Regions from separate parts of the Homo sapiens genome. Here region 2 is linked to region 1. A link is an interaction called in ENCODE POLR2A ChIA-PET data of the cell type or tissue named here. Cell type or tissue: B cell. All regions are shown on one strand. Links, peaks and the distances in the headings refer to the core of each region. The heading gives the core; the rest is flanking DNA. Region 1 holds the start of MIR922 (microRNA 922). Region 2 has its middle 56 kb from the start of MIR922.

Region 1 (2,911 bases), core at 193-2,692:
GCTCTTGGAGAAGCCACTCTGACCAGTGTTTTCACAGAGGTTAGAAGCTGCATCAACTTAAGGAACATCACAAACACACACATGGCCCCACCCAAGGACTTCACTGTCAACACACACATTAACGGGGGGGAAGGGGGAGGCAGCACACCAAAATCAGCATTATCAAAAGGACTTCACCATCAACACACATTAACGGGGGGAGGGGGGCAGCACACTAAAATCAGCATTATCAAATGAACAGATAAACATTACCAGGCTACACAGAGTTAAGTGCATAATTGGCATAAAGGCTCTTGTTATCCCAAGAACACAGGGACATTCACACTCACATCCACAAACCGTCAAGTTCTGTAACAGCACTAATAGCAGGAAGCTTTTCTCCAACTTTGACCAAAGAAGCTAAGGCAAGAGAGACTCGGCCACCAGGGAAGGACCCAGCTCTGCTGCAGGAAGGGGAGAGAACGGAGTCGGGTTGTACTTTTACTCAGAAGCACAACGACCATCTAACAGAGGACAGAGTCATCAGGGACACGCTAAGAAGATGGTGGGTGAGGTTCCTGTCCTCACCTTAGGATGGCATCAGGGACCTGCCTGAGCTTCAAAGATCACACCTGCACCAAAAAGCCAGGTTAACTAAGAGACCTTAACACCAAGAGGGGGCCGACCGCTCCTCTGAGTAAGCGCTCCTTCAGCGACAGAGCTGGCGCCTCACGTATGCTTGCGGCGTAAGGCTACAGGTGAGCCTGGCCTGAGCATCAGTTCTGTTCTTTGCTTCAAGATCACCAAGGTAGATGAAGAAAGTCAGCTTGTGGCATCCTCTATGCTTCAAATATTTCAAACAGGAACTCCCGGCAACATAGGGACATTCACAGCTGCCTCTGAGGTCTCTGAGGAGTCTAGGATAGTCAGGATTGTTCTGTGGCCCCCAAAATACCCAAATAAGTGGACGAAATGCCCATGACGTAGTCCTATTCTCTGCTGCTTCTCCTCGGGGCACAGTCTGACCCCAGTCCAGGACAGGGAGAGGGAAAACGCCATCCCCGTTTCAGCAGCAGGAGAGGTGGTTGAGAAAGGCCTGGCTCAGAAGCTCCAGAACTGAAACAAAGGAAAATTGGAAATGATACCTGACATGCAGGTGAAACCTAGAGGAGAAGGCCACAGACGCTGGAAGAACTTGGTCTTGCTGTCTCTTCCACTGACAGAGGCACTAGAAGCTTCACTGAAGGACCCGCATGTCAGTTCTGATGGAAACACCTGGTGTTTACAAATTATCTGTCACCACAGACTCTGGACCCATCAACCTGCCGACGGCTGACTGCACACAGACGTCAGACAAGTCAGTAAAAAAAAAAAAAAAGATGATGATAATTAAAAAAAAAAAAAAAAAAAGAAGCCCCAGGTGGGGCGAGTCCTTCAAAGAGTGGCTCAGTTCTGCAACAGGTGTGACCCGGCCCGGAGGGAGGGCTGCACGTGCTTTCTTCAGGTGGCCTCCAGGACGGCGGCTTCCAGGGCCAGCGCTTCCGCGGGCTCCTCCTCGTAGTCTGACAGGTAAGACTCCAGGCTCTGCCTGGCCAGTGCCTCCCGCCGGGCCTGCAGCCGCTCGCAGCGCGGACAGCTTCCAGACTTGAAGCAGGCTTTATGGTAACACGCTTTACACTCTACTCAGGTTGGGAAGGTGGGGGAGAGAAGAAAACAATTTGTATTATCTCCAGCTAGAGGTCAGTTGCTGCCACAGCCCCTTCTCGCCACCAAGGCGTGGTGTCCCCTGGGGAGGCCCCGCGAGGTGCTGAGTGGCACCGAACTCTTGCTAACAGGGGTGGCTCTGGGGAATCAAGGAGCCCTGTGTTCAGGCTCACTTGCCCGATGCCTGCACCTGCCCTCACCTTCACAGGTCCGGCACTTATGGAGCTCAAAGGGAAAGATGATGTCATCCTCATTCTGACAGAACTCACAGATGAAGCCTTTGGCTTGGCAGAGCTGGGGAGGAAAAACACAGATGGCAAAATGAGGAGCGGCACATCAGGAACTGGCACGGGAGGGTGAACACCGAGGAGGGGAGTGGTCTACAGGGTTCTGCTGCCCACAGGGAGGAGGCCTGGGCTGGACTCAGAAGCATGAAAGCTAAACTAGGACCAGGGCCGGGCAGCGTTAGACAAAGCTTTAGGCAGAAGATCAGACAGGCACCAGCCGGAGAAGCTCCGACCCCCAGCGCGGCTCTCCATGAAGAGAGGAGAAGGAGGAAATGGCACCACAAAGGGCTTCCTAAGCCGACAGTCCCATCTGGGTCATGATTTTATTTCAGAATAGGAACCACAAGCAATTAAGATAAAATGTGGAGACGAGGCTGTTCCTCAAACACAGCTCCAAGCCTGGAGTCAGGTTGTAGTGAAGGATTTCCAGTTCCTCCCAGACACACAGGGTTTCCTACCTGTGCCCAGCTCGAATTATGGGACGGTCACAGGAACATAAACTGGGCATAGGCTAAGACAGGAAGTTCTAAAAGTGTAATTTCTGCATTTTCAACATGTTGAGTAGATGACGACAATAACGACGTGCGTTTGAGGAATACATAAAGTATACAAAACGCTGTCATACAAATTACCCCATCAACCCTCAAAAATACTGAGAAGAAAGTAAATTATTCTCTTCATCTTAGAGCCAAGAAAATCGAGGCCTCAGAGGGGACAAAGTATTTATTTTGGTCATAATGACTGAGAACAACAAATGACGGCCGAGGGTAGACTCCCTCTCGATTCCAATCCAGAGCTCTCCTCTCACATCATGACAACTGCCTTTTTTTTTTCCACTCTTGTCGCTCAGGCTGGAGTGCAGTGGCATGATCTCGGCTCACTGCAACCTCCGCCTCCTGGATTCAAGCAATTCTCCTGCCTCAGCCTCCCGAGTAGCTGGG
Region 2 (2,911 bases), core at 209-2,708, 56 kb before region 1:
CATGGATGTACTAACCCTAATTTAAGAAAATTTTTTCAATCTCAGTTTTTTTCTTAAGTAAATCAAAATTTAATAATAATGGCAATTATTTCAGTAAACCATAAAATCTGTTAGGCCAGTTACCAAAAGGCAAAAGAAAAGACCTTCTGCACTGCACAGAATATGATGATGAAAGACGACATTTCCTTTAGGCCTTTAAGAGAATATTGTTAGCATCAGGTCACAAGAAACAGAACTGGAGGAAAAAGACTTTTAGGAGCTGACAATGAGTTGAGGGAGAGCATTACTATTGTGCACCCTTTCAAAGAGGAGAGAAAATAAAAAATGGTGAGATGCAATAAAAGTTGAACTTTGGATTAAAAAAATCAGAGTCTCTTATAATTTATTAAGAGTAAATAAGTCCCTCAAGAAAATTCATTGTTTTAACCAATTATTTAGTGTGTAAGTTTTTTTTACATCAAAGCCCAATCTCTAGAAAGATCTTCCGCCTCAGCCTCCCAAGTACCTGGGATTACAGGTGTGCACCACCACATCCAATTGATTTTTGTATTTTTAGTAGAGACTGGGTTTCGCCATGTTGGCCACGCTGCTCTTGAACTCCTGACCTCAGGTGATCCACCCACTTCGGCCTCCCAAAGTGCTGGGATTACAGGCATGAGCCACTATGCGTCTGGCCCTATTTGTATTTTAGATTTGTGCTGTTCAAAAGGTTTCCCCAGTAAGCATATACTACTTTTATAATGAAAATTTTAAAATTTTTATGGATTTTGTTTTTTTCCCCCAGATTTACTGAGGTATGATTGATGAATTAAACAAAAAACAATACTGTATATATTTAAGGTGTACAGCGTGATGATTTATTTTGTGAACTGATGACACAATCAACTTAATACACATCTATCACCTCATACAATTATCCTTTTTTTTTGGAGATACAGACACCTAAGGTCTACTCTCTTCGCAAATTTCAAGTTATATTAATGAGAGCCACCGTACTGTATGATTTTAACTGTAGCCACCATGCTGTATAATGTTAACTCTGGCCACCATGCTGTATAACATTAACTCTAGCCACCATGCTGTTTATCAGACCTTCAGAACTTCACCTTGTGACGGGAAGTTACACCTTTAATCAGCATCGCCACAGTCTGCATTCCCCCAGCCCCTGGCAACCACTGTCCTATTCTGTTTCTGTGAGTTGTGACAGTTTTAGATCCACATATGAGTGACATGCAGTATCTGTCTTTCTGTGCCTGGGACGTTTCACTTAACATAATGACTTTGGGTTCATCCACATTGTCACACATGACAGGATTTCCTTTGTTTTCATAGCTGAATAATATTCAGTTGTGTATACACACCACATTGTCATTAAACACCAAAAATTTTTAGGTTGTTTCCATATCTCGGGTATTGTGAATAACGCTGCAATGAACATGGGGGTCCAGGTGTCTCTTTGAGCTTCTGATTTCATGCCCTTTGGATATACACCCAGAAATGAGGTTGCTGGAGCACATGGTAGTCCTGTGACTTTTGAGGAACCTCCAGAGTTTTCCACAATAGTTGTACTAATTTACATTCCCACCAACAGCACACAGGGTTCCCTTTTCTCCACATCCTCACCAACACTCACTATCTTTTGTCCTCTTGGTAACAGCCATTCTAACTGGAGCGAGATGAGATGATACTCATTGGGGTTTTAATTTGCATTTCTCTGGTGCTTAGTGATGTTGAGCATTTTTTCATACATCAACTGGCCATTTGTATGTCTTCTCTGGAAAAATATCTATTCAAGTCCTTTGCCCATTTTTAGCAGGGTTGTTTTTTAGTAGGGTTTAGTAGGTTGGTTTTAGTAGGGCTTTTTTTTTTTTTTTTTTCTATTTTAGATACTAAGATATCATTAGATATATGGTTTGGAAAATATTTTTTCCCAACCTGTAGTTTTGCTGATTTTTTTTCTTGGCTGTACTGACACTTCTTAACTTTTAAAGTGACTAAAGTAACTGCCACTGTATAAAATTAAAGTTTTTCATTTTCATTATGCGGAGAAGACAGACTTATCTATCCCAGGAATCAGTATAAACACAGAACCCACTAAAACAAGAGAGATTTTGCCAGAAAACCCCATGTGACTCTTTGGGCCGCAGGTGCCTCATCTAAAATCGGGAGAGGTAAGCTGTGAAGCTGACGGCAGCCACTACCGACTACTGAGGGCCATGCTTTCTCACCCCGAGGCAGGTGCTGCTGTCCTCACTCTTTACAGGTGAGGAACCACGGCTGGGAAAGGCCATCACCCTCACATGGTTATATCAAGGCCTGTGTCTGAACTGCTATTCTACAATGCCTCTATTTTCCTTAAAATAAAGACACTCTAAAAGAAATTTATTCATTTTTACAAAGGAAATAAAGTAGAAATTAGATTCCTACCCTGTGGCAACAACAGTGTTCTTTGCTCTTATGTGATGGATGGACCCGTCCTCTATGCACAGTGCAATGACACCACGGCACTCCCTGTTCTCTATCAGGAGATCCAAGGCAAAATACTCCACAAAACAGCTGGTATCATATCTCAGAGACTAAAAGAAAGAAAAAAAAAGGGCAAGAAGTGTTAAGCCAACCTTTAAGGTTTTAAGGTGATATCTGCTCATGTGAATAGGTGAAAGAACTTGATCCAAATGGACCAGGTAAATCCAAGGAGATCAGCAACAGTGTCAATGACACTGTCAGAGCCCGAGAGGCATTCCACGCCCAGCAGTACAAACAAGGCAGGTGTGCTAGAGAACGCAGCAGCAACAGCTCCTATGTTGGTGACATACTTCCTACTTCTACACAACCCGAAGAGGCACTCCACACTGTCCGGTGGCCGCATGCAGCTCCACTCGGAGTCTGGTGCCAGAGTGAGGTCCGCAGA

Evidence for each region. ChIA-PET counts read pairs that join two places held together with the same protein. Peaks named below come from ENCODE experiments on the same cell type or tissue, not always from the same donor. Only the 100,000 strongest peaks of a DNase experiment are listed, where the experiment ranks them.
Region 2: POLR2A ChIA-PET joins it to region 1 with 6 read pairs; 2 of 35 experiments call an interaction of 5 or more read pairs at or near these places.

The regions. Positions count from the first base shown.
Region 1 is chr3:197,673,539-197,676,449 of GRCh38, forward strand. RUBCN (rubicon autophagy regulator) reads right to left here. Exons shown (of 20, transcript NM_014687.4): 19 at 1,884-1,977; 20 at 1-1,658. The coding sequence ends at 1,480. It overlaps MIR922 (microRNA 922), which reads right to left and starts at 1,038; the gene lies at 958-1,038. In B cell, for the core only: no CTCF peak of the experiment used is centred there; DNase peaks (open chromatin) are centred at 601 and 1,403; H3K27ac peaks cover 1,918 bases.
Region 2 is chr3:197,617,313-197,620,223 of GRCh38, forward strand. It overlaps the pseudogene SDHAP4. Among named protein-coding and RNA genes, the nearest start is that of MIR922, 56 kb to the right of the region's middle. In B cell, for the core only: no CTCF peak of the experiment used is centred there; no DNase peak of the experiment used is centred there.